Regions from separate parts of the Mus musculus genome. Here all the other regions are linked to region 1. A link is a loop called in an ENCODE intact Hi-C map of the cell type or tissue named here. Cell type or tissue: left cerebral cortex. All regions are shown on one strand. Each heading gives the region's core, and the rest is flanking DNA. Links, peaks and the distances in the headings are about the cores only. Region 1 overlaps Diaph3 (diaphanous related formin 3). Region 2 overlaps Diaph3 (diaphanous related formin 3). Region 3 overlaps Diaph3 (diaphanous related formin 3).

The links. Peaks named below come from ENCODE experiments on the same cell type or tissue, not always from the same donor. Only the 100,000 strongest peaks of a DNase experiment are listed, where the experiment ranks them.
Region 2: a loop joins it to region 1, with 3 times the contacts of the local background. A loop is called at or near these places in 15 of 42 quality-filtered maps.
Region 3: it touches region 1 in a loop (2.2-fold over the local background); 3 of 42 quality-filtered maps call a loop at or near these places.

What each region holds. Positions count from the first base shown.
Region 1 is chr14:86,675,313-86,686,258 of GRCm38, reverse strand. The region is part of intron 27 of Diaph3 (diaphanous related formin 3); the gene reads left to right. Among named protein-coding and RNA genes, the nearest start is that of Gm33025, 110 kb to the left of the region's middle. In left cerebral cortex, for the core only: a CTCF peak has its summit at 7,650 (motif pointing left); DNase peaks (open chromatin) are centred at 4,821 and 7,756.
Region 2 is chr14:86,776,919-86,787,864 of GRCm38, reverse strand. The region is part of intron 25 of Diaph3 (diaphanous related formin 3); the gene reads left to right. Among named protein-coding and RNA genes, the nearest start is that of Gm33025, 12 kb to the left of the region's middle. In left cerebral cortex, for the core only: a CTCF peak has its summit at 6,074 (motif pointing right); a DNase peak (open chromatin) is centred at 6,089.
Region 3 is chr14:86,893,666-86,904,611 of GRCm38, reverse strand. The region is part of intron 20 of Diaph3 (diaphanous related formin 3); the gene reads left to right. Among named protein-coding and RNA genes, the nearest start is that of Gm41222, 27 kb to the left of the region's middle. In left cerebral cortex, for the core only: a CTCF peak has its summit at 5,501; a DNase peak (open chromatin) is centred at 5,546.

The sequences.
Region 1 (10,946 bases), core at 2,884-7,883:
TTACTGTCTTCTTTTTTGTCAGTGGTCTTAATTACCCAGTGCAGGTTTACCATCCATGGGTTATATCTAAGTAGAAGTGCAAAGGCATTTCTAAAGTGTTTGGGAAAGAATTTGAATAAAGTAGCTCATATTTTAAATTTTCAGATGAATATTGTACTAGTGACTAATTGTAGTAAACATATTTTGAAACCATTTGTCTGGCTGAGAAAAACATGACAATAGCTCTATCCCTTGTGACCAGAGTGTCAATGGCTTCTTTCAAAATAGTCATTTAAAGTTTTTGTTTCCTCCTCCTCCTCTTTACTCTCTCATATTATGAATAATATTTAGTTGGACTCCCAAAGCAACTGGAGGAAGAAAATCTCTGGTGTTTATTTTTGATAAAATATGAGGCGTTTACTTTTGTACATGTTAGTCTCAGAAGGCTTTAGTACTCTTGTTCTCTGGATTCTGGTGTCAGATATGGAAATTTAAGTACGAGTATGCTTTTGGTCACTAGAAACCTCTATGCAACACCCACATGTTTGAGTTAATTTTAATATCTGTAGCATTCTATAATCTTAATTACCATAAAATAATGGCATGTGGTTGTCATGGCTAGAGGCAGTTTGCTAAAGAACCTGTTACTTTGCTGTGCATTCTTTCTCTCTCTAAACTTTTTATTTTATCCATATTTGCTTAGCCAGGAAGTTAGAGGGCTATTTTTTTTTAAATTATTCTGATCACTCTATGCACCAAGTCCTCTCAGGTCTTAAGTTTGAAGTGCCAGGAGGAGGAATCCGCTTTCACCCTGACTTCTTGCCAAAATAGTTAATATTCTACTTCCTGTGTGTTTGACTTCATAAAATCTTTCCAATAAACTTTGCTGATCACTAAGCTAACTAATAAACCTAAAGTGAGTGTTAATATGTGTGTGTGCATGTATGTGCGTGTGTACATGCATGTCCATGCCTGTGCTGTGTAGGTGTATTTAGGACAATGCTTATATCAGAGTTTTATCAGCTATAATTCCTTTGAAGTCAGATCTGAATTACTTCTTTCTGGTTTAAGCATGTTGGCTGATTTTCAGACTTGGATGAGTTTCCCTGTAAATTGCTGTCGATGTGACTGGAGTACCCAGGAGCTGTCAGGATGGCTCAGTGATTTAACACTGGTGTCCTGCAGCTTTGCCTGTAATCAGCAGATGCTGCGGTATTACCATAAATGTTTTCCTAACTGCTTCTGTCAAAAAGAGAAAATTCTTCCTGCCCTGAGTCTGCCGCTTCTGATTAAATTCAGTTTGCCTTCTTTTGCATAATTAATGTCCCATGATGATCTCTAACCTTTTGTTTTTAATATTGCCTCTTGGTCTAGACTCACTCTTTACAGGGAATCCCAACCAAATAGGACAAAAAGCAATGGCTGGTGCTTTTGCACAGACCCCCAGCATCTCCTTGCTCTAAGCTGATACTGTTGTATACACAATCACTTGTTCAGGATCCTGAAAGGTTTGGTCTTCGCTGCGTTTGTCACTGCTGGGCGGTGTCTGTTCACTTCAGAAGACTGTTTCTGCAGCTCTTTGTTTGCAGCACACGTTTGCCCGACACCATGTGATGATAAGATCTGCTGTAGGCTGTGCTTTCCCGGTCTGTAAAGTAAACTCTTAGACATGAGCCAGGCAAAAAGCTTCCTGATCATCCACAAAGCTTTCTGTATCTCTTGCCCAAAGGAACTCGGAGATTATCTTCATTATAACAAAGTAAATGTGTGTATAAGATGAATACATTGAAAACTGAAGACCCTGTTTGTCAGTGAGTATATTTTAATACATTATCTCAGTGGGAAAACATTCTTAAGTTTATTAAATACGATTAAACCATGAAAAGCCTGAAGTGCTTCTCTGCCTGTTCCTTCAGAGCTCAGAACTCTTTGGCCTGACAGCCACCTGTGCACTTTACTTCTTAAATGGAGTGTAAATTCGAACAGATACAGTTGGTGGTGTTATTCTTACACTGTAAGATTTTTTTTTTTTAAGGAGCTATATGGCATCTCCAAGATCCTAAATAAAGCCTACAGTTTTGAAAGAACTGCCCTGCAACCATAATTGTATGAAATTAGAGTAGTGACATTTTCCTGTGTTTCAAAAGAAAGACCTAGTAATTGAGCTTCGTGTTTAGGGGAAGATGCTATTTCTTCTATAAAAATTTTTAACCAGTAAATGTTTATCACATTATTTTTTATTCTTTTTATATACAAACACAGAACTTCAGAATAGAAAAGATTTTAGACATCACAAAGCTGTTCTTTTTTCTTTTTTAGTTTATTCTATTTCCTCCTGACACTCAGCTCAGCAACCATGGCATAAAGCCAGAGTGCTACATACAGTTTGGGGATTTTCAACTTGTGGCTACTGAAGTGTTAACTTTAAATATAAGTTTGCATTTATCACACAAAAAGAACAAAGGAGACACTTACTTTAACATCTCTGGTTTCATTGCCCCTCATATAGGTTCCATATAAAAGTGAGATTTATAATTAAAAAAGAAAAAATGCATTTCTTGACCTTCTTCATACTTATATTAAAAATCCCTGAGCCAAATGCTACTTAGGCCTTCTGTAGCTCCAGGACATTGTTCTTTATCCACACAGCCAACAACATTGTCATCCTTCCATCCTAGTTGACAATTACTTTGTATTAACTACTTCTAGAATAGCCATGACACCCTTTGAATAGAGCAACTGTCCATCACTCAGATAATGGCAAGGTGCCACTTGAACTTGAGACTATGAATTTTCATTGGTCATGCTATTTCCCACAGTTGTCACTAGAGTAATCCACATAGCTTCATGGACTCAATTTTCTTGTTGGTCACCACTTCTGAGGAGGAGTCACCTGGCACTCAATGTGCTGCTGTGTCCACACCTGCTCACATGAGATCTGTATTCAGAAAGTAGCAAAATTAGAGAAACTTCTGGAACTCTCAAGAATCAGAACAAGGGACTACAGTTTACTCAAACCGAAGATTTCACTGGATCGTTTTTTTTTTTTTCAGTTTCTTTCATTTCTAATTTATTCATGAATATAATGTGTTCATCACCAGCCCCGCCCCCATGAAAGAAGGAAGGAAGGAAGGAAGGAAGGAAGGAAGGAAGGAAGGAAGGAAGGAAGGAAGGAAGGAAGGAAGGAAGGAAGGAAGGAAGGAAGGAAGGGTGGGTCACAAATGTGTCTCACTCACTCAAGATATTTGAAGGTGAGAATGGTAACTGTACCTCTAAGACAGAGTCTCCTTCCCTCTTTCAGGCCCCCCAGAAAGCTTCCTTGGTTCTTTTTTGCCTAAATAATTCTAGACCCTCAAAAATTTTAGGCTTGATATTTCTGTAAGTGTGCTCTATCAGGAAGCTGTCAGATAACTTTAACTGATGATGAACTGTAATTCATAAGCATTACAGCTGGCATTCCCACCACCTCTGTCATTCAGAGTTTGGATATCCACCCACCTCATTCCTATCAAATTATCACATAAATACTTATCACAGGAGTTATCACTGCAGCTATGAGTCTAATGATAATATATGTAAGCATATACCAGATTTCCTAAGAAATATTGCATTGAAAGACTTCGAAATGAAATCCCCTTCCTTTTTTTTTTTAAGTTTAATACATTTAGAAATTTTTCCTGATTGAATGTTGTCAAAGAGCAGGTAGTTCTGTTTTAACTTAAAGCTACCCTTCTTTCAGAATACCTCTTACTGTCTATTGTTAATAGTTAGAAGAAGCCCACAAGTGTGGCCTTCAAGGCTTGCATGGAGATCCCTAGCAGTCCTTTCTATTCACATCGTGGGCAGGTGGTCTGTATAGTTCGAAGAGCTTTTATGCATGAACCCTTTGAATTACTGGATCAGGTTTTGGGGGTTGCTTGTCTGTGTGTTTGTTTATTTGGTTTGGTTGGTTAAGTGTTTTTGTTGTTGTTTTTAGAAACAGAAAGTGAAGTAGAAATGAAGGGAGTAAGAGAATTCTGAAGGACATATGAATGACCTAGCTGAAAGGAGATGGAAGTCCTCCAGTGTCTGGAACCTATGCTGCTGATCCAGTCACAGGTGCAGTCTGCAGCTCAGCAGATGAGCAAGAGGAAGTGGTTTTTTGGTTTTCTTTCATGCAAAACCAAAGCACAAACAAATCAATAAGCAGCACTTGATAAATGAAAAGGTTGTTCCAAGGCAGTAAGCTCAGTTAAAACTAAATCTGTGTAGGCAGCAGGGGGTGAGATAAAGCTAGCCTTGCCTCCAGGGAAAGGCTTTCAATTTGCAAAAGGAGATAGTCAGGGCCCTCTGAACCTGGAGACTCAGAAGCAAGTCAATCCCTGCATCAAACCAAGAACTGTCCACGTCTCACAAAGACTAGCTAAACTCCTGCAAACCAAGAACTGTCCACGTCTCACAAAGACTAGCTAAAGTCCTGCAAACCAAGAACTGTCCACGTCTCACAAAGACTAGCTAAACTCCTGCAAACCAAGAACTGTCCACATCTCACAAAGACTAGCTAAATTCCTGCAAACCAAGAACTGTCCACGTCTCACAAAGACTAGCTAAAGTCCTGCAAACCAAGAACTGTCCACGTCTCACAAAGACTAGCTAAACTCCTGGTCGGTCGGTTGGTTTGTTTGTTGCTGCTGCTATTGTTGTTTTGGTTTTCCTTGGTTTCAGGTTTTGGGTTGGTTGGTTGGTTTTCCTGTACTATAGTGATGTTAACCTCATGTAGTCTGTGAACCAAGCTGGGAGATGTAACAGAAAGTTTTTGTCATGCCAAGCACACAGAGAACACAGCCAAAAGATGAGACAAAGAGCTTCTTTTACAGAGTCTGGTAGAGAAGACATTTAAATATATCTCATGTTTGGGATTTGTTAGGACAGAAATGCATGGGATCCCTTGAGCAGAGAGCCTGTAGTTACGGAGCCTTTCTTCACGGTGCTGTGCTAAATCACTTCTCCCCTGTTCCTAGCTGTGAAGTGGGTGGGCAACTGAGCCTCTCTCTGGAGAGAGACTTGAGGCAAACTGATAAGTTTGAGCACTGGTTTGTTTGTTTGTTTGTCTTGTTTTGATTTTTACTATCTGTGCGGTACCAGCCCAGGAGAGGAAGAAGAGGACCTCATTGAGACATGGTTCTCAACCAGGTCAGGATCTCAGAGCAAGCCTTTGGAGCGTCAGCTCAGTTCATTACATGTTCTTGCAGTAGAGGCCAGTTGGTACTGTATAAGCCGGTCTAGATGTGGATATTTCATACCTCATACCTGCATTTCCCTCTCTGTTTCAGTGAAGGGGATACTAGTCCATTGGTCTCCTCAGATCCCTCTAGCTACTAATCCTCACCATCCACTCCTTAGAGGCCCCTTCAGTCACCACTGACCTCTGCAATTGCCCTTTCTTGTGAACTCTAACGCACTCATAGTACTTAAGCTTTCCGCTTTATTATTTAAGAAACGTGGAGCTTGACTTTTGTCAAAAGGAATAACATAAATCACGTTTAATAAAGCGTTTTTATAATTAGAGGCACAGAGCCAAGTTTGGTGGCTCATACCTGAAATCCCTGTACTCAGAAGGCATAGGCAAAGAGAATCATACGGGGTTTGAGGCATGCTGGGTTACATAGAAAACTCCTATCTCAGAAAGGAAGAAGGCAGCACTTAAAACACTGTTCTATTCTAGGTCCTCTGTTGTTTGCTGCAAGGCTAAAGCAAGTAGCTTGGTATCCAGGCCTTGTAGATGCAGTTAGATTGGCAGCTTGCTGGAGGTAAAGACCATGCTTCAAGCCTGTTTACTGTGCACTGTGCTCCGGACACCAGCATCAGCTAGCTGTATAGGCACTGTACACTCCAGTAAATGAGCAAAAGCAAATTGTCCATATTGTATTCATAACTATAACAGGACCATAGAAACTTAGAATAAAATGGACACTTCTGTTTCTAATACCACAAAGGACAGAAAGAACACAGACTCTCAATAGCATGTATTCTTGTTATCAGAGGAACATGTAGCAGGCGGATCAGGGCATGAACATGAAAGAGAAATCTGGTGGCGGGTGGCATCGTGGCCATCAGGAGGGACTATTGATGAGATTTCTAGAGATACTAGATTATCAGAAACAAGAAAGCCTACTGGATAGATACAAATAAAACCATTTTCATCCAGTGTCGGCCGCTAGTTAGAAAGCACTGGGCTGGAGCTTTGGCATTTAAAGCAAATCAAGGCCTCTGCCATTCTCTCACTTTATTGGAAAGCTTAGAGAGTGAGTTTAAGATTCTGAACCTGCCATTGACACAAGTAGTACTTGTTACAATAGAAACATATGTGCCCTAGCATCAGTAACCGAGTATCTTCTCAGACATTAGCAAATCTGATCCGTGGGCTTACTGCTTCTGTGAATAACAAGGTACAGAGCGGCAGGTATAGGATCAGTCAGGACCCGACACAGCCTGAGCACAGGCGGGCCCTGGAAATAGATGCTCCTAGCTGTCTCTCGCTGGAGAGCGAGCTCGATAAATTTGTAAGGCATTTGCCAGAAAGAGTGTGGGTAAAAATGAAGAGTCCATAGTTCTCTCTTGGGTCCCAGCACTAATGCAGTGGTGCTGCGGGCCTCCCCTTCTGCAGTTACTGTTATAGATGTTAGGTCAGCAGCAGCAGCATGGATTGGAGCAGGTACTTAGTCTTCCCCAAGCCCCAGAAGGTTTCTACACATCAAAACCTCCTTCCTCAGACTTTATTCAACCGTGTAGGAATGCAAATAAGACAACAAGCTTGTGTCTACCCACCTGACACTGAATGTAGAATTTGATTGCAGCCCTTTTTTTTTTTTTTTTTTTTTTGGCAGCCAAAAATGGAGGGAAGTGCTTGTAGATGCTTTGTTGACAAGACACTGAGAATGTGGATATAATTGTGTCAGAGGTGTAATGTATGAAATCTAAGCGCTCTGTGGGTTGTTACAGTTCATAATTATGTCATTAGCACATATCTAGTATATCATGTAGCAAACCTGACTTGACAATGACTTCATTCATTTAATTAATCTGACCTCTAATACTTAGGTCTGTGCATGCATAAGATTAGTATGTACAAGAAGAAAATGCACAGAGCATTCAAAGAGTAAAGTAGACTGAGTGTGGAGGTTCACTAAAGTTCTGTCACCAAAATGAACTTGGTGAAACTACAGACTTCCGCTTTCCTGCAGTTCAATTCTTGCAGCCTTCTTACATCGCAAGAGCCTATTAATTGTGCATGCCTTTAACCCCAGCACTTGGGAGGCAGAGGCAGAGGCAGAGGCAGAGGCAGAGGCAGAGGCAGGCGGATTTCTGTGTTTGAGCCCAGCCTGGTCTACAGAGTGAATTCCAAGACAGCCAGGACTACAGAGAAACCCTGTCTCTAAGAAAAAAAAAAAAAGAGAGAGACATACTCATCACATTGCATTCTTTCCTCTTCCAAAGAAAATGTGAGCCAGTATAGGAAAGAAGGACCATTCACAAAAGGTTTTAAAAACCAGATAGTTCTCAAGTATGCTGCTATATGTAATGGTTGCAAAGGAATGTTCATTCCATGTTTTCAAAATCACTAAAAGTTATTCAGGGTACAATATTGTTCACTAAATCTATTAGTGACAGGTGTAACTGGCTGACCTCTAGTGGCTATAACTGTAGCTACATCTTAGTTTACTGGGGGCTTTTAGGAAGTTGGCTTCTGTACCAAGGCTCTGCCTGCCTCCCTGAGTACAGGGGTGTCTTTAAAAAGAGAGAGAAATGGGGAAGGAAATTTGAGTTTCTAAAGTAGGAGTACTACTAATGAGATTATCTCCCCCGACGTTCCATTAGTCTATGTTAGAGGGCAGTGTGTAGAGGATGGACTCCTGTTCACTGTGAGGGCAGCTCCTGGAAATGGAGCACCCAGCTGCCGTTAGCAGCAGTCTGCACGCATCTTCAGGAGACCTCCTCCCAGCCAGCTTCCAGCAGCAATGCACGTGCAGCAGTGTTACATGGGATGTTTTGTTAGATGCCAGTGTGGATGTCTTTCTTATGTGTAAATGTGGGGCTTCTTGAATATTCTTATGTTGGTTTCATTAAGGCTCCTCATATATATTGTCATGTTTCAGAGAAAAACTTTAGAAATGCTGTCTGTGACCAGAAACGATTGGAACTGTCCAATAACTTAGGGATCTGAGTGTTCTAATTATTCAGGAATGACACAATAATAAATGTGCATTTATTATGGTGCCCTGCTCCAGAAAACTGGGAGAGATGTTATACTGTGGCAACTAAGAGATGATTTTACCATGTGAGGTTCATCTCTTTTTTTTGCCTTATCTTTACAGTACATCACACTAGAGTTTTCTGTGCAGTGTTCTTGATATAATTGTCCTGACCCTTGAACAAAACCTTGCATGATATCTTAAGCAAAAACATTAACAGGTATAAAAAGAGGAAATATAGTAGAAAATACAATCATTAAATCCAGAAAAATGTTCAACAGCTTTAAGTCATCTAAAAGATCAAGTGAGAACATAACTGAGGGTAAATTGTGGTCATTTCTAGAACTGTTGTATATAGATCAGTGACCCTTGCTGCCGGCTGCAGGATACTTGAAAGTATCTAGAATGTCTTTCATAACATATAAATGTGGGGGCTTATTTGATAGAGAACTTATTTCTCTCAATGATTAAATGAACTGTGAATTCCTAGACATATATGGCTATCGTGGCTCCCCAGTACATGTTTCTTAATCTCAAATACCATGTGGATTATACAGCTCCATAGACAGACTCCAAGGTCTCTTCTGTGATGACACGTGTAGCTCTTAAAGACTGTATGACAAATGGAAGAAGGAACAATTAATTGCTTATCCTTCCTCGTCTGTTTGCCTGCCGTCAGCACCTTCTTCAGCTTTACCAAAAGTACTGTACTCTGAGGCGTGTTTTTTTTTTTTCCTGCCCACTGTATGGTACATTTCTAGTGCTTTGTGTTTTGTGTTACCATAGAGACAGGAGGTATTCCAAAGCCCCAGGAAGAGAGTGGAAGCAAGTCTTTGAGTTAACAGTCCCTGCTGGCAAGAAAAGCCCGAGGCAGGAATCTATAGCAGTAAACGGAAGGAGGGAATTGTGTGGTCCGATCTGTCTGTGTGTCCATGGAGTCTTAGAAAGCATGGACTCAGCCAAGGCAGCATTAAAAATGAGCTGTTTACAGCAACCAATTTTTCAGAGATCCCAGGACAGCCTGGGCTTTCATAGAAACCAAACTGGGTGTTTTATTTGCAAGAAAATAACTGATGCGACATTGACCAACTCCTTTTTCTGTTTTCCTCATTAAAAAGGGACAGCTTCAAAGAGAGGCCCTCCTTGCCTCAGTTATTTTGCTGATCAAAAAAAAAATCTCACCTTTAAAATGAAGGTCGATAATTCTTAACTTAGCTGAAACAATGAGAAGTCAGATTGTAGCTCCAGCACCAGGGACACAGCCAACACCCAGCGCCACCCAGAATCTATATACGATAGAAATGAGCAGACATTTCCCCTCAGTTATATTCTCCCTCCATCCTGAACATGACCTAAGGCTGTCGTGGTTTTCTGTATTTAATGATTATACGTTCGACTATATTGCCTCCTACTTCATACCTGTTAAAGATATCATACTTCTTAAAAATATCACACAGGCCCTGTTAAGGGAATCTGATAATGAACTTCAACAGCAGAGAACATGAAGTGAGATTTTAGAAGAACAGATACCATCAGAATCCTTTAAAATCAGTCTCTCTGGGGAGCCTACAACCTGTGATTAAGGTGTTTGCTTAGATTTCTTTTTTCTGTTTGGTCTCAGATAGGACAGTGTAAGTAGGGTGCAAGCATATAGTAACTCAAACCGTATTAGCACTTCTTCCCGGGTTAACTCTACAGAACTGTGCTTGGAAGGAGGGTGGTACCCGCAATCAACCTGTAATAGCTGAGGCTGAGAAAGGTCGACTGCAGGTTTTACTGTTGTCATCCTGCCACTAGGAGCTGGACGTGGACTAGCCTGGGCTGCTCCCTTTTGGTGGCATCTGCTAGTCAAGTTCTGTACTCCATCTCCTTTATAGACATAGACGAGTCTGAGCTCTTCGAAACACATACCAGGTTGTATAATCAATCCTGGTACCATCAATCCAGGGCAAGGAAACACTACTGAGCTCTGTCGGGGACATCTAAACAGGCCGGTCTATCTGCTTTGACCTCACCCTGACATAGGATGTCCATCAAGAAAAGCCACCTTCATCTGCAAACATAGAGAATCATGTTTTCTAAATTAGATGTTTCTGGCTCCCATGGTATACACACTACTAAGTAAAACAAAAATCCCTAGATGGCAACACTGTCCCCTTGTGCTTAGGAGGCTACATGAAAATGTCACATCATGGGCAGTACCAGCAATAGATGTGTAAGCATTAGAATTCAAGTTTTCTGAGTAGGACTGTAATTTCTGTCTTCTGTCTATTTTCCCATTCGCATAATCCAGGTTTCCGAGCACGTGTAACTGTCCATTTCCACACAAAGCAAGATCACAGTGAGACATTGCACACGGAAGCACCGCTTTCTCTCAGCCCAATGTTTGTCTCTATTAATGCTGCTGTAGATAATAACAGACACGTTGAAGTAGTTTTTGAGGCCCTGAGATGCACTGTCACCACATTACAGGACAGAAACCGAGCACCTCCCCCTGGAGTAACCTGACCCCGAATTTCAGTTTGCATAGTCCACTCCTCACTGCCTCTCCCATCTGCTGTAGGCAGAGGTTACTCGCCTAGCTGAGACCTGTTTGTTTTCTGTGTCAGTCTCATGCTTGACTGTCCCTACCTAAAGCGCTTTTCTCTGTGCTTGTTGGATAACCCAGGAAGCATATTGGAATGGAGTGAAACATACATTACGGGAATGTTTACCAGTTTTTTTTTTTTCTCAAGG
Region 2 (10,946 bases), core at 3,359-8,358, 100 kb before region 1:
CATAAATTCCTTTGTTTAGGTAAGATTGACAATAGTGAAGTAGGTTTAACCAAGAACATTCTGAAAACCCAAAATGCTATTCCACAAGTCTCCAGGGTTTTCTGTGTTATCTATGGGGTTCATTGATTTAAAGTAAAAACATTTGGCCAGAAACTTAAATATATATTTGAATACATATATACATACACATATATACACATATATTATATATGTATATATTATATATATGTGTGTATGTATATTTAATATATAATCTCCAGAAATGCTCTTAGCTGGGGTTTGGAATCCTTCTGGCCACTAAGCTGCACAGGGGGCCAGCACTCTGCTTCATCCATGTACAGGTAGTCACTAATTATGGATGAAAATTCCTCTCAGGTGGTAAGTCCCAGAGACCAGCATCTCAGGGCTGATTCAGTGCCTAACACTTAGTCCTGAACACTTGATTTGTAGAATTGGATTAAACTGCAGACTTCATAGTTTGCTATTTCCCACTCCTTCCTGAACAAAACAGTTTGAATATTCTGCCATCACCTCAAAATCAATTCATTTAAAACCTAACTTATCATGTTCCACATAAAACCTGATTTTCATGTTCTCATTCTGGGTTAATGATACCACCGTTTTCCCAGCCACCCAGGCTTGACACCTTCACACCATGCCAGCTTTAATCACAGTGAAGTACAGTCTTGATTATTTCACACCTTTCAAAAATACTCTGTGGCACTTCTTCAGCCTTGAATCCAGGCTCCCAGGCCCGCCTCCCTGACCTTATTTTCCCCTTCCTCCAGTGCAGGCCATCTGCTGCTGTCAAGAGCATGACTGTCAGGGACCCTCTGGGCCTCCTGCGTTCAAGCCCCTCCCGCTGACTCCTCAGAGCCTCGTGTCCATTTAGCTCAGCTTCTCCTGGAAGAAAACGACTCCTGTGAAATTAGACACCAGTTCCTAGCTTCGCCCTTTTCCTTTTTTCTGATCTTTGATGATGAACTGCGCTTTTTCATCATCTAAAATCTCTTCATTCTTTGTCCAAAAACTTTGTAAGTTAAAAAAAAAAATGAAGACTATATTCTTCATATATAATTCCTCACTAATATAATAATAGTTAAAAAAACCACACACACAAAACATCTGCTAACACCCTTTCAGTGGGAAGTTGATAGAGATACCTTACTCCACGGCACTCTATGGTTCGGGAACAGCAGAAGGCTTCTTTCTGCTCAGCACACTGGACCCACAAGGGTCCACACAAGTGGCCCACAAGGGGGATGTATTTACCAGGGACTCAGTGATGGACGACTTCTAAGTTTTGCTCTCTTCACTGATTGCTAGAGTGTTCACAAAGAATACACTCATCAGATTTCAACACCTAAAAACACAATCCTTTAGATCATTTTAAATAAGCATAGATTTTAATAATAATCACTAGAAAATTGTTTGGTGCCTTGCTTTACCACCTGGTGGTAATTATAAATATAGTAATGAAAAATGTCATTTTTGTCAAATGACAGAGCTATGAATGATCAGAGAAATGTCTGTTCGATAACTTCAGATAAAATAACTACCCTCCATTTCATTAACTGTGCTTTAGAAGTGGCCCCATGTACAGCTTAAATATATTTCACTATTGTTTCATATACCTATGTATCCAAAATATGGGTATCATCATTTAGTCTCTTGCATGTGAACATTCAGGATGTTTCTAGCCTCCTGCAGTTATAAACAATACAATGCATGTTGTTTAACAAAGTGAATTGTATATATAGGATAATTTTCTTATAAAAACTTTTTCATATGTCGTGCAGTTATACCTCTTCTTGGCATTGTTAAATTACTCCTCAAAGAGATTGCATTCATTTTTATCAACAGTGCAAGAAGTGCCCTGCTTTCCCAAGAACTACTACTTCCTTTTTTTTAAAACTTCTTACATTTTTATGTGCATTTGTGTTTTGACTGCATATATGTTGATGCATCGTGTGCATGCCTGTCATTGATGGAGGGCAAAAGAAGGTGTTAGAACTACTGAACCGAGTGAGAGTTACAGGTGGTTGTGAGCCACAGCATGGGTGCTGGTAATTAAACCTTGAGTTTTCTGGAAGAACAGTCAGTAGTTAACCACAGAGTCAACTCTCCAGCCACACCTTGCTGTAATACTTTCTAATATTGATCTGGCCTCTGTCCCTAACATTCTCTAATATTGATATTATCTTCCACTAGTTTACTTGGAATATCTTAAATTATGAAAAATATAGTAAGGTACTCCTTTGTATAGAGCTTCTATTTAAGTTCCTACAATGGCATACCATAATTTAGTAACATGGTAGGTACAGAAATTGACTTCTGTAAGATCAAGGCACCAGCAGATCCAGTGTTTGGGGACAATACTGTCCTCTGTGTCCCCATGGTGGACAGCACAAAGGCGTTTTACAGCAGATGAATCCTACTCAGGAGGGCTCTATTCTCAGGATCTGATCCCTTTGAAGTTCCACCTTTCTGCACCAGGACTTTGCAGATTAGGATTTCAACTTGTGAATTCTGAGCTTTTAGAGATGAGTGACTTTAAGGGATAGTTCCTTGAATATACTACCTGCCTATGGATTTATTGGCCATTATCTTACTGCGATGCACATGCTTTAATGATGTTCAGCCCTGTGAGTTACTCATGGTTCAAATGCTTTTCCAGTCTATCCTTTATTGTTCATGTGTAGGCTATTATTTCTTTCAAGTGTTAGATGTCTATACGACTTTCGAGTTTGGGATTTTCATTGAAGATCTTCATCTTCTAGAACTAATGAAAGTTATTTTCCTTCCTATCTGCTCTGCTTTTACAGATTAATCTTTTAGAGTTGTAATGTTTGATCTACTTGAGATTTATTTTGATGTTATTAGCAAGATGGACAGATTGCTGTCAGGATAGTAGATTCTAGATGTCTTGTTATGCCCTGCTGATTTGAAACACTGCTCTTAGCATGAATGGGCTTTTCCTTCTCATGACACATGTGATAGGCATCACCCGAACCCATACATGTAACCCATTGGTGTCCAAAGTCATTTGACCACAGAGCCAACTGCTCTTACCTTCACTTGCAACATACTCGTTCAGACATATGGCTTCTTGTGGGACAAGAATTCCGAGAAAATACTATCTGATATTCTCTTTCCTAGAAAAGATTCTTTATTTCATTTTTAATATCTCCTTAGTAGAAATAAAAGTATATCACCTATAACCCTCATTTCCTCCCCCCAGCTCCTCCCCATCCCCCTCTTCTGACTCCCTCCTGCATCCTCCTCAATTCTTAACTTGGTACCCTCTTTGTCTCTGATTATTATTGTTACGTGTGTGTGTGTGTGTGTGTGTGTGTGTGTGTGTGTGTGTGTGTGTGTATCTGTATGCTTAGTATATACAAATGTAACCTACCTAGTCCATTTTTGGTGGTGGTATATACATGGTTTCAAGGCTGACTACTTGGCATTGGAAAACCTATATAGTAGGCTCATCTCTGGGAGAGGTTACTTCTCCCATGAGTCATTACTTGCCTATAGTTCATTGTCTAGGACTGTGATCCTAAAGAATCATTACCTTACGTGTTAACATGTCCGTTGATATTGCCATTATTCCAGTCTTGATTTTGCAGGATTTCTAGGGGAGACTGTTTCACAACAGACCTTCAGGTATTCTACATTTACAATCTATTTGATGCTTCTTGAGCCATAGATGCAAGAGCTGTGATGTAGATGCATCTTCTGGGGCTAGGTCCCTCAGGGTCTGTGATCTCCACACTGTGTCCACTTGTGGTTTTCTGTCATGGTTACTCTTGTGATAGAGACTTTGAAGAGGGACAACTCGTGCACATTTAAGAATTTTCAAATCTTTGTGTATCTATTTAATTTCTTTTCTTTGTTGGTTTTTTTTTTTTTCTTTCGAGACAGGGTTTCTTTCTATAACCCTGGCTGCCTGGCTGTCCTGGAACTCAGTTTGTAGACCAGGCTGGCCTTGAACTCAGAAATCCGCCTGCCTCTGCCTCCCAAGTGCTGGGATTAAAGGCGTGAGCCACTACCACCTGGCTATTTAATTTCTTAATGTAATATTTTGTAATTACTAATTTATACATCAGTTGCATGAGTCCTACTAAGTTGTGGGCTGTAATATGTTTATCTTTTTTTTTTTTGGTTTTGAAAACAAAGTTTTCCTGTTAAATATTCAGAAGACAGTTTTATTAGATATTTATATGCAGTAATCAAAAACTATAATCCCCAAATCATTTTCCTACTTAATGATTATAAATTTAGAAATGAAAAGTAACATTACAGTACTCAGTATACTGTTTTTATGTGTAAAGTCTGGGCTTATAATTTTGGGAGAGTTTTGTTTCATTTTAGGTTTTTGTTTAATAATTTATCTTATTTTTTGATATTATTATTATACCATTGTCCCTCCCCTTTTCTCCCTTCAGACCCCAGAGTATATCCTTCATTGCTCTCTTTCAAATCCATGGCCTTTCTTTTTTAATTAGATATTTTCTTCATTTACATTTCAAATACTATCCCGAAAATCCCCTATACCCTCCCCCCGCCCTGCTCCCCAACCTACCCACTCCTGCTTCCTGGCCCTGGCATTCCCCTGTACTGGGGCCTATGAGCAAGACCAGGGCCTCTCCTCCCATTGATGGCCAAATAGGCCATCCTTTGCTACATATGCAACTAGATACATAGTTCTGGGGAGTACTGGTTAGTTCATATTGTTGTTCCTCCTATAGGGTTGCAGACCCCTTTAGCTCCTTGGGTGCTTTCTCTAGCTTCTTCATTAGGGGCCCTGTGTTCCATCCAATAGATGACTTTGAGCATCCACTTCTGTATTTGCCAGACACTGGCAAAGCCCCACAAGAGAGAGCTATGTCAGGGTCCTGTCAGCAAAATCTTGCTGGCATCAGCAATAGTGTCTGGGTTTGGTGATTGTATATGGGATGGATCCCCAGATGGGGCAGTCTCTGGATGGTCCTTTCTTCCGTCTCAGCTGCGAACTTTGTCTCTGTAACTCCTTCCATGGCCTCCTTTTTTATTAATAGTTTTTACACACATATGTATTTAAATATATATTTCTAAGTACAGCCTGCTCGGGTCTGTATAATGTTGCTTGTATGTGTGTTTTGAGGGATGGCGCCTTGCTGTTGGATTGCCCATTCTCTTCCCCGGGAAGACTATTCAACTCTAATATTCTATAGTTCGCCGTAGTTCTCTGTGTATGTGATGGAGGCTTGAGGGCTTTTCCCAGAGCACTTTGGGGTCGCTGTTGTTGTCTGTGTTCAGGCAGTCCTGCTAGTGAAACTCAGGGTGTAGCTCCTGACCTCATGGCAGACTTCCCGCTCCTCTGGCTCTTACAGTCTTTCCATCACATTTCCTCTCTTAGGCTTATGCATCAGTTTAGGGTTGTTTTTGAGATATGATCAAAATATATATATCCCACACTGGTCTGAGTCCTGACCTTCCTGCTCAGCTCCCCCAGAGCTGATATTATAGGTACACCCTCCTCATGACTACATGATCTACAATATTAGTGATGCCAGTATTTAGATTATTATTTTGCCTTGGTGTCTGTATGTATGTGTAACATCCAAAAATGACTTTTTTCTTGTTGAACCACAAAAACACACATAAATAATCCTTTATTTGGGCCAGCACTTTGGTTAGGCTAAAGTATTTGCCACTAAGCCTGGCAAAATGAGTATTGTCCTCATAACTCACATGGTAGAAGAGAGAGCTGACTCCAGCAAGTTGTCCTCTGACCTCTAACACACACCCATACCCACACTCACACGCAGACCCATAACTAATAGATGTAAAACTTTTTCTGAGAACATTCATTTTATAATTGTAATCTGTGCAGCCTTATTTACTGTCCATCATGAAATTATTTAAATTAAAATCTAGATAAGATGAAATCCATCACATGCTGACTGTGACTTACACATCTCATTGCATTTATAAAAATTTTCACTTAAGTTTACAAATATTCTTAGGTATTGCCTGGAGCAACTCAACATATCATTAATGTTAATATTTTGATTGCCAGAAGGGGGCAGCATTCTACAGTTGCAGTTAGAGCTGCCACAAGGCCGGTCCATGAGAAATGGGATAATAGTTATGGACATGCACTCTGCTCATGTCTAGTGCCTCGGTGCATGGCGTCTCTAGCGTTGCTGGCAGGGAGACTGGGAAATGGGTGTTTTTAGCTTCTTGTTGTTGGCTTTTCTAGCCTTCCTAGCTGAAGTGGGCAGGGGCTGACGTAGTTAGTGGTTGAGGATGGATTTGGGCTCTTTTTCTTTTTGTTTTTTCTTTTTTTTTAGTTAGATATTTATTTCATTTACATTTCCAATTCTATCCCAAAAGTCCCCCACCTACTCCCCCACCCACCCACTCCCACTTCTTGGCCCTGTCGTTCCCCTGTACTGAGGCAGATAAAGTTTGCACAACCAATGGGCGTCTCTTTCCACTGATGGCCGGCCGGGCCATCTTCTGATACATATGCAGCTAAAGACACGAGCTCCAGGGGATACTGGTTAGTTCATAATGTTGTTCCACCTATGGGGTTGCAGATCCCTTTAGATCCTTGGTTACTTTCTCTAGCTCCTTTAATGGGGGCCATGTGATCCATCCAATAGCTGACTGTGGGCATCCACTTCTGTGTTTGCTAGGCCCCGGCATAGTCTCACAGGAGAGAGCTACATCTGGAGGATGGATTTGTTACAAATCCCAATCAGCTGAACAGGGAGAGTCACAGTATTAAATGTAATACCAGCTAATGTGGATCTGCCCTGACCAGGTGGAGACACTGTCTTTAAACAGGTTAACTCAATTCTGACAATAGCTTGCTAAGGTAAATTCTATTAAAGAACTCATCTCATAGCTCTGGGAAGGTATAGAGGGCCAAACATGGTCAGAATGGGAATGGAAAGCCAACCACAAGAACTAATAACTCTTTGCACTGGTCAGTTTCAGGGTAGAAGAGGCTTTCCTTAGGAAACACTATAATTTTTTTGCTTCTAACTCCCATGCGTTCACGTTAGAGGAATAATGAGCATAGGAAAAGAAAATGGAACATTTGAACTATTATGGTTTACTTTATCCCCGATCCCATTGCTTATAGTCTGTGGTTGTGTGCAGCATGAGAGAGGTCTCCTCTGCTGTTGTCTTTGTCGGTTAAGTTCCAATGAACATTGGCTCTCTACACCCCTTGACTCAAATTTCAACATTTCTTCTGTATTAAAACAAGTTCAGAGATTTCGTTTGAAGTTACTCCTGCGTTTTTGCTCTCTGGTTTAAATAGTATTTTGTGCTTTAATCTAGATGGTTAAGGGCTAAGACACTGTACCAAGAAAGGCTTCTGTAAATAGCTGCACGGAGCACTAATTCACGAAGGCATCGTAGACTAACAGCCAGGGTTTGTTTTTTGTTTGTTTGTTTGTTTGTTTTTGTTTTCCCTTCTGGAAGGTTGAGTTAAATGTGAGCCTGTAAATTTTGTTTAGTAGCACACTTTAAACACTCTTTTTTTGAAAAAAAAAGGGGGGGGGTATTTTATTTACATTTCAAATGTTATCCCCTTTCCCAGTTACCCTCTGTAAACCCCCTATGCCATCCCTCATTACCCTGCTTCTATGAGGGTGTTCCCCCACCCACCTACCCACTCCTGCCTCACTACCCTAGCATTCCTCTACACTGGGGCATCGAGCCTTCACAGGACTAAGGGCCTCCTCTCCCATTGATACCAGATAAGATCCCATCAGCTCTTTCGTTCGTCCATTGGAGTCCCTGTGCTCAGTCCAATGGTTGGCTGTGAGCATCCTCATCTGTATTGGTCAGGATCCAGCAGGGCCTCTCAGGAGACAGCTGTTTCAGGCTCCTGTCAGCAAGTACTTGGTGGCATCCGCAATACTGTCTGCATTTGGTGTCAGTATATGGGATGGATCCCCAGGTGGGGCAGTCTATGGATGGCCTTTCCTTCAGTCTCTGCTTCACATTTTGTCTTCGTGTTTGCTCCCATGAATATTATGCTCCCCCTTCTAAGAAGGATGGAAGAATCCACACTATGGTCTTCCTGCTTTGTGAGCTTCATGTGCTCTGTGAATTGTATTGGGATATTTGGAGCTTGTGGGCTAGTATCAATTTATCAATGAGTACATACCATGTGTGGTTTTTTTGTTTTTTTTTTTTTTTTTTGAGATTGGGTTGCCTCACTCAGGATATTTTCTTGTTTCATCCATTTGCCTAAGAATTTCATAAATTCATTGTTTTTAGTAGCTGCATAGTACTCCATTGTGTAAATATACCACATTATGTGTATCCATTCCTCTGTTGAAGGACATTTGGGTTCTTTCCAGCTTCTGGCTATTATTAATAAGGCTGCTATGAACATAGTGGAACATGTGTCCTGGTCATATGTTGGAGCATCTTTTGGGTATGTGCCCAGGAATGGGATAGCTGGGTCCTCCGGTAGTACTATGTCTAATTTTCTGAGGAACCGCCAGACTGATTTCCAAAGTAGTTGTACAAGCTTGCAATCCCACCAACAATGGAGGAGTGTTCCTCTTTCTCCACATTCTTGCCAGCATCTGTTGCCACCTGAGTTTTTGATCTTAGCTATTCTGACTAGTGTCAGGTGGAATCTCAGGGTTGTTTTGATTTGTATTTCCCTGATGACTACAGATGTTGAACATTTCTTTAGGTGCTTCTCAGCCATTCAGTATTCCTCAGGTGAGAATTCTTTGTTTAGCTCTGTTCCCCATTTTTTAATAGGGTTATTTAATTCTCTGGAGTCTAACTTCTTGAGTTCTTTGTATATATTGGATATTAGCCTTCTATCGGATGTAGGTTTGGTAAAGATCTTTTTCCAATCTGTTGGATGCCATTTTGTCCTATTGACAGTGTCCTTTGCCTTACAGAAGCTTTGCAATTTTGTGAGGTCCCGTTTGTCAAATTTTGATCTTACAACAGAAGCCATTGGTGTTCTGTTCAGCAATTTTTCCCCTGTGCCCATATGTTCAAGGCTCTTCCCAACTTTCTCCTCTATAAGTTTCAATGTATCTCGTTTTGTGTGGAGGTCCTTGATCCACTTGGTCTTGAGCTTTGTACAAGGAGATAAAAATGGATTAATTTGCATTATTGTACATGCTAACTGCCAGTTGAGCCAGCACCACTTGTTGAAAATGCTGTCTTTTTTCCACTGAATGCTTTTATCTCCTTTCTCAAAGATCAGGTGACCATAGGTGTGTGTGTTCATTTCTGGCTCTTCAATTCTATTCCATTAATCTACCTGTCTGTCACTGTACCAATACCATGAAGTTTTTATCACAATTGCTCTGTAGTATAGCTTGGGGTCAGGGATTGTAATTCCACCAGAAGTTCTTGTATTATTGAGAATAGTTTATTGCTATTCTGGGTTTTTTGTTCTTGTTGTTGTTGTTGTTGTTGTTGTTATTCCAACAAATTTGCACATTGCTCTTTCTAAATATATGAAGCATTGAGTTGGGATTTTGCTAGGGATTGAATTGAATCTGTAGATTGCTTTTGGCAAGATGACCATTTTTACTATATTAATCCTGTCAGTCCATGAGCATGGGAGATCTTTTCATCTTCTGAGACCTTCTTTGAATTCTTTCTTCAGAGACTTGAAGTTCTTATAATACAGATCTTTCACTTGTTTAGTTAGAGTCACACCAAGATATTCTATATTGTGACTATTGTGAAGGGTGTCATTTCCCTAGTTTCTTTCTCATCCCATTTATCCTTTGAGTAGAGGAAAGCTATGAATTTGTTTGTGTTAATTTTATATCTGCTGAAGTTGTTTACCAGGTTTAGGTGTTCTCTGGTCGAATTTTTGGGGTCACTAAAGTATACTATCATATCATCTGCAAATAGTGATATTTTGACTTTTTCCTTTCTAATTTGTACATTAATCAATTAGGCAATTTCTGTGCCCTGAGTTCAGGCCTCTGAATCAGTTAATCATCTAATTAACCAACGTCCTTCTAATCAGTTTTTAATACCTACTGGTTATCTCCTGTCAATCTGGATACATCCCAAACTAAGGTCCCTCCCTGGCACAGTTTCTTTTATTACCATAGATGGTCCCATTTTTTATGAGTGCTATCTATGTACATCATGAAACCCAAGCCAGCAACCTGAAACTGATCCTCATCTTTATGTATAAAAGCCCCTTAGATGCAGAGCAAGAGTTTTCTGTTCTTCCTCTTTTAGACACTATCACTGTCACCACTGTCATCTGAACACCCTAACCATGTCTCTCCTTTTCTGCCAAGCCATGAGGTGACTGTCGCAGAGTGCTTTTCTGGGTAGAAATATGACAGCAATGCTTTCTAAATTAAAGGGAGTTCATCACTCATAAAGATACACTCCAGACTCCTCAGCACGGTCCAGCCTTCTCTTCAATGAGCTGCCCCTCTCCAGCATCGGCTTCCTTCCCTCTGGCCCCCTGCTCTTTTCTGTTCATGCCTGAGGTCTGCAGGTGGTTCACTGGCCTCCAGACGCCCAGCTGTAAAGCTCTGTCAGCAGAGACTATCCTCTGTTCCAGCCGCTCCGCTGTTCTCCCAGCCAGTCCTTAAGGTGTGGCTGTCCAGGAAACCTCTGGGCCTCTAGCCATTTGCCCCATGCTGAGTCCCCCTCCCCTAGGATGTGCTCAGTTTTCTGACCCAGCTTCCATCGAGCTGTAGCATACCCTTAGTGAACTGTCTTCCTCCTTCCCACACATGGCCGCCTTAGGGTAAAAACAAGTGTCCTTATCTCAGTTTCCTCTTCAACTTTCAGGAACGTAAAAGTCACTTTTCCGATTACAGTTTTCACTTTAGACTGAGTCCCTGGTGAGTGTCCTGAGGGTTGGGTTCCTTGGATTCCCCCCACCTGTGCTTACCTGGCACCACTGACAGCTTTGCCCTGTTAGC
Region 3 (10,946 bases), core at 3,064-8,063, 220 kb before region 1:
CTCATTCTTCTCGCCATGTGTTATTTATTTATTTATTTTTTAAAGTTTGGAATTTTAAACTTTAATAAGTTTTCATTTTTATAAACACATTCATAAAACAACTTACAGATAAAAATCACATAACACACACACAGCATAAGTAATCAGAGCTAAGCTCTATGCATCTCAGTGACCTTCTATACACTTAAGTTAGCAATTTAGAATGGATGCTTTGTACCTTTCCATTAGATTTTACACTTTTACATCTTCCCCATTTGCTGTGACAAAACCCTTGACAACAGCACATGTTCATTGTGAATCACAGATAGAAAATGTATCTGCCACTGTGGAGGGGACGCCAGGGCAGGGACGCATGAGGCAGCAAGAGCTAAGCTCTTACTCACTCTGTTCTCCAGAATGATGATACTGGGTTAGTGTGGGCTGAGAGGAGGTGGGAAAGGCATGCTTGTTTCTTCCTTTTGTTCACTTTAAGACCACACCCCATAGTCTAATGTGGCTGATACTTACATTGCATCCTCCATCAAGAAGCTAGCTAGCATAGAGAGGGGTGAATGACAGGGAGGAGGACTGGGGAAGGCATGTTTCTTTCTTTCTACTTTTCAGTGTAGGACCTGGCATCATAGGTTAATACTTCTCATCTTTAGTGGGTTTGTTACTGTATCAGATAAGCCAGGCTAGAAGCTGCCCCAATAGACAAATTTCTGTCCAGGTGATTCCAGACCAGCTGTGCTCAACCTAGTGATTGGGACCCACTTGGGGGTCAAACAGGCCTTTGTCAGCCAGAGGTCACCTACAAGCATCACAAAACAAAGATGTTTCCATTATGATTTTTAACAGTAGCAAACATATAGTTAAGTAGCAATGAAAATAATTTTATGGTTGGGAGTCACCAACCACATGTGTATTAAAGCATTACCCAACCACTCTGAATTAAAGCATTACAGCATTAGGATGCTTGAGAACCACTCTTCTAGATCCCATGAAGTTGATAACAATTTGTATTGTGATAGTGAGTGGTGGGGACTAACACTCAAGCAGGAACTTGCACATTCCAAACTTGGTCATAGCTCTGTGTGAAGTCTGGTGACCTGGGAAGTATATCCTTCTGACAGTCTGGACAGAGCTGCAGCAGTCAGCTGCCTGTGCCCTGGACTACACACTGCCTGACCCTCTCTGCCCTTGGTGGTTGGAGGTGAGGTTGCAGGGAATCAAGACACAGACTCTGGGAGCAGGTGGGAAACACAGTGGCGAGCTCATGTGAAAGCTGCTGCAAGCTCCTTTAATATCCTCCACCTGTGCCTCCATTGGTCCCTAGAAAGCATCTCTTCTAAACAGCAGTTCTTCACTGGCTGGCATTGTTTACATCAGCAATCCTTGGTTTCTCAGGCAGTCCTAGATTAGGTCCTTCTGCAGGAGATGCTTTGTTTGTTTGTTTGTTTGTTTTTTGAGACAGGGTTTCTCTGTATAGCCCTGGCTGTCCTGGAACTCACTTTGTAGACCAGGCTGGCTTCGAACTCAGAAATCCACCTGCCTCTGCCTTGGAGTGCTGGGATCAAAGGCGTGTGCCACCACGCCCGGCTCGAGATGCTTTTTATATAATTAAGTTTATTAAATTAGTCATTCTATTCTTTTACATCTCAAATGATATCCTCCTTCCTGGTTACCTCTCCACAGCCCTCCCCCCATCCCATCCCCTCTCCTACTCCTCCTCCCCTTTGCCTCTATGAAGGTGCTCCTCCACCTACTCCCTCTAGCAGCCCCTTATGCTGGGGCATCAAACCTCCACCTAGGATCAAGGGCCTCCCCTCCCATTGATGTCAGACAAAGCTCTCCATATACCTATGTAGCAGCTTTTGAAGCTGTGTGGTCCCAGCATTTATATAAAGGTAGCCTATTCCATTTCTGCTACATTCATATGTGGTCCTGAGTGTACTATTCAGTTTCTTGATTTTTTAGTACTAACATCAGAAAAGTACCTAATTTTTTTTATTTATTTACACTCCAGACTCTTCCTCCACGCCCCCCCCCACTACCTTCTGAAGATTCATATCTCACACCTCCTCCCTCCACCCCTTCCACCCCCATCCCTGTCTCCATGAGGATGTCCCCACCCCCCACTCCCCACCCTACCTGACTTCTAAACTCCCTGGAACCGTTGATTAAATGTGAATTGTTTGTTTGTTTGTTTGTTTTCTTTTTGTCATCCCCTCTTTTCAGTCTGGCTCCCCTTCCCCCAGCTACTCTCTTTACACCCCCACCCTTGTTGCACCTCTCCTTTTTACACCCAGTCAAACAGGAGAACCTTCCCTAAGGCCCCAGACTCCATTACAGTATAAAGGTTATGTTAGGCTAAGCATGTGAGGTGTCACAGTATGACGGGCATTTCCTTTTCTTTCTGAATTCAAAACTCAATTTCACTTTGGTGCCTCTATTAAGGCGAAATGAGTGTGGAGTTTATTAATTTTATATTAATGATAATGTCATAGTTTTAGAAAATTGGATACAATTTTGTTGTTTATAAGATTCCTACAACAGTTTAAGATTTTTTCTTGAACTTATCTAGACTTCAGATTTTTAACCTTTATATTAAAAACATACTTGCCTTTTCAAAATTTAATTTTATTTATAATTCATTTTTTACACTCCATATTCCATTCCCTGCCCCTCCCCATCCACCCTCTGACTGCTCCACATCCCACACCTCCTCCCCACCCCACCTGCACGTGGATGCCCCACCCCCCACCCCACCTAACCTCTAAACTCCCTGGGGCCTCCAGTCTCTTGAGGGTTAGGTGCATCATCTGTGAATGAATACAGACCTGGGAGTCCACTACTATATGTATGTTAGCGGCCCTATATCAGCTGGTGTATGCTGTCTGTTTGGTGGTCCAGTGTTTGAGAGATCTAGGGGGTCCAGAAGGGGAATAGACCCAAAAGATGCACCACCATGCCACAGGGGCTCCTGTTCCACGATGTTCATAGCAGTCTTATTTGTGATAGCCAGAAGCTAGAAACAGCCCAGATGTCCCATGATAGAAGAATGGATACAGAAAATATGGTTCATTTACACATTGGAATACTACTCAGTTGTTAAGAATGAGGACATCCTGTCTTTTGCAGGCAAATGGATGGAACTAGAAAATATCATCCTGAGTGAGGTAACTCAGACCCAAAAGGACATGCATAGTGTGCACTCACAATTAAGTGAATATTAGCCAAAAAAAAAATTAAATAAATAAAAGAAAGAAAGAAAGAAGGAAGGAAAGAAAAAAAGAAAAAAACCCATACAAAATACAGAAGATACAATCCACAGAATTCAAAAGGCTCAACAAGCTGAAGTATCTCATTCTCACTTGGGAAAGAGAAGAAAGCAATCATACTTGCATTTTAATGTAACTTAAAGTACTATTCTTTTTGAATGGTATTAGTCAGGGTGCTCTACTATTGGCTCTGTCTTCTGACTCTCCTGTATGGAGCCAGGTCTTGTGTTGTCCTTTGCTTTCCCCTTTGAGTTGTGGCTCTTCTCTTGGGTGCTATAGAGAGACACTGCCACTTCAGATTCTCACTGTTCTCCTCTGTCCCCACCCCTCTCTCCTTCCTTCTTTGGCAGGATGTCTCTAGCTCTAGCTGGCCTACCGTTTGCTTTGGAGACCTATATTCCCTCCACATTTGCTCAGTTCCCTGCTAAGCCACAGGATTCCCTGCTAACATATTCATTTCGACAAAAGATAGTTAAAGTTTAGTTGTGTTACTTGCTAGAGAGATTAATAGGTATGGAAATTCATTATTCTGATTCATACAAATTACAGACTTTTGAGAAAATGCATTCTGCTTAAATACATATACAAACAACAGATAATGAACAAGTTCACTGAAGGTATTTGCATTATACTTGCTAAACTATATGTGCACCATGAGCATAGTCAAACATGGGTACCACTGTCGTTACCAGACAATGAGGTGAGGACCAAAAAATATGTACAAGTTTTTTATATCATGTTTGAACATTCTAGAGTATGATGCACAATTTGACTATTAGAAATACTGTATGTAAGCTTCTATCAGTGTCATGGTTGAGATGAAAGATTCTGTCTATTGATATTTGAACCATTTTGCTGAGTCCCATCATATATTACATTCCTGAAGATTTGTCACTATTTAATGTGTAAGTATTCTCCAATTTCCTGATAATTCAGATTTTCATTTCTATATCTAATTCTCCCTTGAAATTGGGAGAATTCTTTAATGCCAATACTACCTGTCTTTTCGATTAAAATTTTTAACTGAATTTAGATTAGTCAATATATTGCAATGCTAAGGATTTAGCTGCTCAACTGATCTTTATAGTAATTCACATCTTATGCACCTTTTCTGAACGAATTCTGCACATGCTGCTCTGAGTGGACCTGGATAAAACAACTTATGTGATGTCTACATGTGGCTACTCATGGGCCGTATGTTAGTGGGTGATAGAGAAGCTTCCTAGAGAGCGATTGTTATGGGTGATGCTTGCTCTTGAACTCAGACCCTTCATAGTTTGCAAGCATGCACAGGGTCATTGAACCATACACTCAGTTCTTAGCTTGCTAACCATTATAGTAATATATAGTAATATATATATAGATAGATATATAGTAATTGATATATCGTAACTGCATGTATTTGTAAAGTACTATGTATAGAGATGAATTCTGAGAAGTGACCCTATCTATCACCTGCCTTGCCTATCATCATTTTTATGTGGAGGTAATGTTTGGAATTTGTACCTATTTTTAAATATGGAGTCAAAGTTTTATGTTATGACTTTACTTTTATTTCTATATCCCAGAACGTATTGATACTTTGACTAGTTTTTTGTTTTCTAGCAGATTTTAGTACATGAAAAATAAATCAAATAATCTGAACCAGCTTTCATTGAATTCCTGAGAAATGGTGGTTCTGGCCACATTTTTGAAGGTTCTGGGTTCTTATGTGGATGCAGTGGAGTCCTCTCTTATCAGCTTCTTTTTTATTCATGTTAAGACATGAAAATACAGTCCCTAGGAGCTTGGGCTAACGGGGTCATTTGCCTACTGTGCTTTAGATTCCTTCCTTCTCCCATCAACCCGAACTACAGTCTCTTATTCAAGGTTGATGTCATGGAGTGTAACCTGACTTAGTTGTGTGAGTATGTTTCTTATATTTGTAGGGTTTCTTTGATCAATAAGCCGTTAGGTAAAATCACTGTGTTCACAGTGGCATGGCTTTAACTGTGTGAAAATGATTTATGTAAATATTCAACAGGATCAGAAGATTAGCTGCAGTTTGGAAAGAAACCTAAAAATTTGCATTTGAAGCTTGGTATACTAGACTTCCTTTGATTAAAAACCCTGGGCTTTTGAGTATTTGTCTCCATATTATTTAATTCTGTTAATCTGTCTGCTCTTCAAAGGAATCAAGAATTTATAGGAGACTGAATCCTACAAATGTCCTCTTTCTACATTGTATTTTGATCTGTTACCATTTGGTGTCACTGTAGGGCAGGGCTTTCAAACCTTGTGAGGTAGAGGACTCTTGATTATTATTGTTATTCTAAAATGTTGTATAAAGTTCCTGCATACTCCCTGCATTAAAATGCTATTTTAAAAAAACATAATGTTGATGGAAAATTCATAACATAAGAACATTGAAGACAATGTGAATGTCCCTTGACTGCCCCTCCCCCACCTCATTTTACACTAATTGTCATAATAACAATTGGCTTCTTATTCCTTAGTATTTGTAAATGCATGGATGCATGAATACATTAAAAGGTGTTTTGTCCTGAACCTCTTTTCATTACACAATGAAAACTATTTTCATGCCACACTGTTTTTAAATTCTTGTTTCGAATTTCATAACCTATATTATGACTTTGAATAGGTCACTTTGTATCACCTAGTTTTTCATTGAAATATGAGCCCATACTCACCTTTGTGCTTAAATTGACAGCATTGTGGTCCAGCTTGAAGTCTAGTTACTCCTCACTAGCTGTATGGCCTTCTGTGCTTGGATGTTCATGTTCATTTGTTCCCATCCCGTCCTAGCTCCATTTTCATACATAATGGGGCACAGCTTCCAATTGCTTTTCTCTTTCTCTTTCTCTCTCTCTCTCTCTCTCTCTCTCTCTCTCTCTCTCTCTCTCCCTTTCTTCCCTTTCTTTTCTTTCTTTTCTTTCTTCCTTTCTTCCTTTCTTTCTCTTTCTTTCTCTTTCTTTCTTTCTTTCTTTCTTTCTTTCTTTCTTTCTTTCTTTCTTTCTTTCTTTCTTTCCTTTCTTTTCTTTTCTTTTCTTTTCTTTTCTTTTCTTTTCTTTTCTTTTCTTTTCTTTTCTTTTCTTTTCTTTTCTTTTCTTTTCTTTTCTTTTCTTTTCTTTTTCTTTTCTTTTCTTTTCTTTTCTTTTCTTTTCTTTTCTTTTCTTTTCTTTTCTTTTCTTTTCTTTTCTTTTCTTTTCTTTTCTTTTCTTTTCTTTTCTTTTCTTTTCTTTTCTTTTCTTTTCTTTTCTTTTCTTTTCTTTTCTTTTCTTTCTTTCTTTCTTCTTCTCTCTCTCTCCCTCTCTCTTTTTTTTTTAGACAGGGTTTCTCTGTATAGCCCTGGCTGTCCTGGAACTCACTTTGTAAACCAGGCTGGCCGTGAACTCAGAAATCTGCCTGCCTTTGCCTCCCAAGTGCTGGGATTAAAGACTTGCACGACCACGCCCGGCTCCCATTGCTTTTCTAAGAACCTACCACAAACTAGTTGCTTCAAAAATAACAAGTTGATTATCTTGCAACCTTGGATGATAATCAAAACTACAGAGAGAGAGCTAGTTGAGTTGAACTCCTGTTGTGGGGCCTAGGGCTTTCCACCTACAAATGAAGCCCACATTCCTTAGCCTATAGCCTAGCATGATTTTTCTTTTTTTCGACCATAACTCCTCAGACACTGTTGCTTTGTGACAAGGATTCTGTAATAACAATCTGCCAGATGAATCAAGGTAACATTCCTCTGTGAGGATCTTTGTCAGTTTGATTGGCCATATCAGGTAGTGTATTCAACTGTTTTGGAAATTAAAATGTAGATATGTTTGAACAACAATAATTCTGCATACCACATGAAGTAGAATAAGTCTACCTTCATTTTTTTTGTTTCAAATATTAATTAGTGTACTGTAGTAGTTACATATACATTATCACATAATCAAAAAATATTTATAATGGCTAACTTTTGTTATTAATATTAGTTGTATTGTTATGTTTTAGGTAGCAGTATCATAAGTTGGTCAATAGTTATTTCTGGTTCTGTTAGGGCTTTGTTGCTGTTTGTTTTTTAAGACAGACTCTCAGTAGTTCAGGTTGTCATTGAGGTCATGAGCTTCCGGCCTCAGGCTGCAGAGGCCTGGGACTGCAGGGATGCGGCATTGTGGCTTGCTGTGGGAGTTTTAGGTTATCTGCTGCTCTATCCTGAGTTGAACTTCTTGGGGCAAGCAAATATATCCTTATATGATCTATGTAAGCTAGAATTATTTTTCTTGTACTGTGAACCATGTTTAATATTAGTTTTCTTTTTTTGGGGTGTGGTGGCCTTAACTGTTCATAATATTGAAATAATATTTATTGATCACTTTTATTTTTAGATTTGAGGTAGTATTTGGTTATATTCCCCCTGCATTGCCTATCTCTATGTTTTCTTAGAGCTCTCTTTATGATATACCATTTATTCATAGGAATACTCAATATTCTCATTGCGCTCACCTGTCTTTTCCTTTAGTAATAAAGCCATCTTCACCTTTTAGTTTAGATGTTTTTATTTTGAAGCAAATTGTGCTAGTGTGGTGCCATACAACACTCAAGAAGTGAGCGTGTGGATTGGGACAGCTTTGAGGCTAGCCTGGGTATATAGGAAATATAAGTAGATAAAGCAAGGTGGACTGAAGTAAAGAATAGGCATGCACAGTGTTATAGAGTCTTGTCTGTCTACAATAAGAACAGACTTGGTTGGTAGTTCTTCAGTTAATATGGAGAACTGTATTGTAAAAAGATGTAGCAGAGAAAAGTGACTGGCCCTGGTCATCCTTCACAGATTCTCTATGTTCTCTTAGTTACTCCACATGGCTCTCACAATGGTGTCTACAATTTTGGGGTTGACATCAGGCCTTTAAAATGCTATTTTGAAATATAACTAAATAGACTGTAAATACCACATTTTAAATATGTAGACTTTTAGTAATTTGGGCTTGCAACCACAATCACATTTAGAATAACAAACATGCAAGTCGTCCTGGACTGCCTCCTCGGGCCTCACCAGAATCTAGCCTTCCTGTTGTCTTGTGGGCATCCGACTAGCCAGCAAGAACAATGCTGCAACAGGATCCTTCTGCACACGTTTATTGGGAGAGCTTGATTGCTGAGGCGAAGAGACCCCAAGCCCAGAACTGGTGCTGCTTATATAGGCCTAGGAGAGGCGTGTCTCACACCCGGATTGGTTATGCATTCTACCTCATTTGCAAGTTCATCATCTGATTGGTTAATCTCTCTCAGTACCTCACAGAACCTCATTAACGTACCTCATTTGCATGTCTTACATCTGATTGGTTATTCTCTCAGTACCTCACAGAACCTCATTATCATACCTCATTATCATACCTGGGCCAGGAAGTATCTTGGCAAAAAATTTTACTGCATATGTACACATTGGTTGTTTGCCCAAACTTATGCATGGTGGCCAGCAGTAGCCAGCGCCACTCTGCAACAGCACATGTGGCTTCCCACACTGTGGCATTGTCTTCTCAGGAATCAGCTTTAGCCATCTCCTTCCAGCTTCCCGTTGTTGTCTGTGGCTTCTCCACCAAACATTCTGCTGCTCTCTAAAGGCAACACAGCCTGCACTGCTAGTATGCTGTATTTCCTTTCTTTACCCTTTGAGACATTCTCTCTGGAAAATGTCTCAACACTTCTATTCTTTTGCATAAAATTCAGCATCTTTCCTCTCTGTTTCTATAGTATCCCTTGCACATTTCCAAATGTGTCTTACTACACTGGATTCTAAGTGTTAGTTTACAACTGAGAGTCTTCATTTACGCTCAGAATATTTTGTTAGGCTACTGTGTTATCATCTTATGGTTCATCTTCTAGAATGTACTGAACATATGATATTGATTCTATGAATCCAGGAAGAAGTTGGGGGCAGCCTAAACTGAAAACATGGAAGAATCATAGCACAAAACCCAAAATACATAGAATCATTAAAACTTGTTTTTTTTGAGACAGGGTTTCTCTGTGTAGCTCTGGCTGTCCTGGAACTCACTCTGTAGAGACAGAGGCACTCAGATTTCTGAGTTCGAGGCCAGCCTGGTGGCCTTGTGAGTTCCAGGACAGCCATGGCAACACAGAGAAACCCTATCACATACAACAACAACAACAAAAAAAAACTTTGCTATTATGATCGTGTTTTGGGCCATGAACATTCCAAGGTGCTCAGGCCAGAAGATAACTTTCAGAGTTGATTCTCCTTTCATTTTTACGTGACTTCTATGATTGAGCTCAGGTCACTAGAGTTGAACTCCTAACTCCATTATTTTCTGAGCCATCTTGCCAACCTCAAACCAAGTGTTCTTTACACTCACTTTATAAAAAGGTGTTGTTAGAATATTCACTTTAATTTGATTAAAAACAAGCCAGTGGATGAGAAAGTATATTCTTCTCGCTAACCTACAGTACTCAGTGGACATTTGGATGACCTTTAATTCAGGAAGCCGTCATTTTTCATTTTGTAAATGTGCATCACAAACAAGTTATTTTGTTATTTGCCAGAATTAGCTTTTCATTTTATTTGTTGCACAAAGGATAATTTCTTGAAACACCTTTAGAGAAGACTGACAGAGGAAAATGGGGCTCCCGATTTATATGGGAGCTCCACTTTCTCAGGCTGAATGCCTCCAGAGCTTCCTGTAACTTTTACATTTTGCCTCTGTAAATGCTTCACAAATGTCTAGATCAAAATAAGGCATGATTCACACAGTTATATTTTAAAATGTAACAGGCATGGGCATGTTCTGCCATACTGTCATTATTTTTTGTTTTTATGTGTATGAGTGTTTTGCCTGCATATGTTTCATGTGCATGCCTTGTACTCAGAAAAGCCAGAGGTGTCCGTTCTCCTGAAAACAGTTCAGACAGTTGGGAGCCCACATGTGGATGCTGAGAATCAAACCTGGATCCTTTCAAAGAGTAGCCGGTGCTGTAAGCTGCTGAACCATCTTTCTAGCCCCTGGTATAATTTCTTTAAGAATACACTTGACTTTTCCCAATCATTGCTTCCTCTTTTCTTTAGTAATCCATAGTCTGCATTGTCTGTCAACTGGATAAGATGTGAGTGCAGTGGGTGGAGTCTAGCATCTTCTCCAGGTTCCTGCCAGCTTGCTCCCAATTTCTGTTACTGGTCAGCACCTGCCAGGTGTCCTAGCTTACATCCATAGTCAGTCACAGCCACAGATCTTTCTCTGTATGTGGAGAACATGTGTTTGGAATGTTAAGCAATTCTTTCCTACCTGTATATATTGTAGAATTATGCTCCACCTAAGATCATAAAAGCTTGACCTTTGTCCATTACTCTGAATCCTTGAGTTTGTAAACTTCTTTTTCTTTTCTTTTTTATTTATTTATTAGATACTGTCTTTATTTACATTTCAAATGCTATCCGGAAAGTTCCCTGTACCCTCCCCCAGCCCTGCTCCCCTACCCACCCACTCGCACTTCTTGGCCCTGGCTTTTCCCTGTACTGGGATATATAAAGTTTTCAAGACCAAGGGGCCTCTCTTCCCAATGATGGACAATTAAGCCATCTTCTGCTACATATGCAGCTAGAGACACGAGCTCTGGGGGTACTGGTTAGTTTACATTGTTGTTCCACCTATAGGGTTGCAGACCCCTTCAGCTCCTTGGGTACCTGTC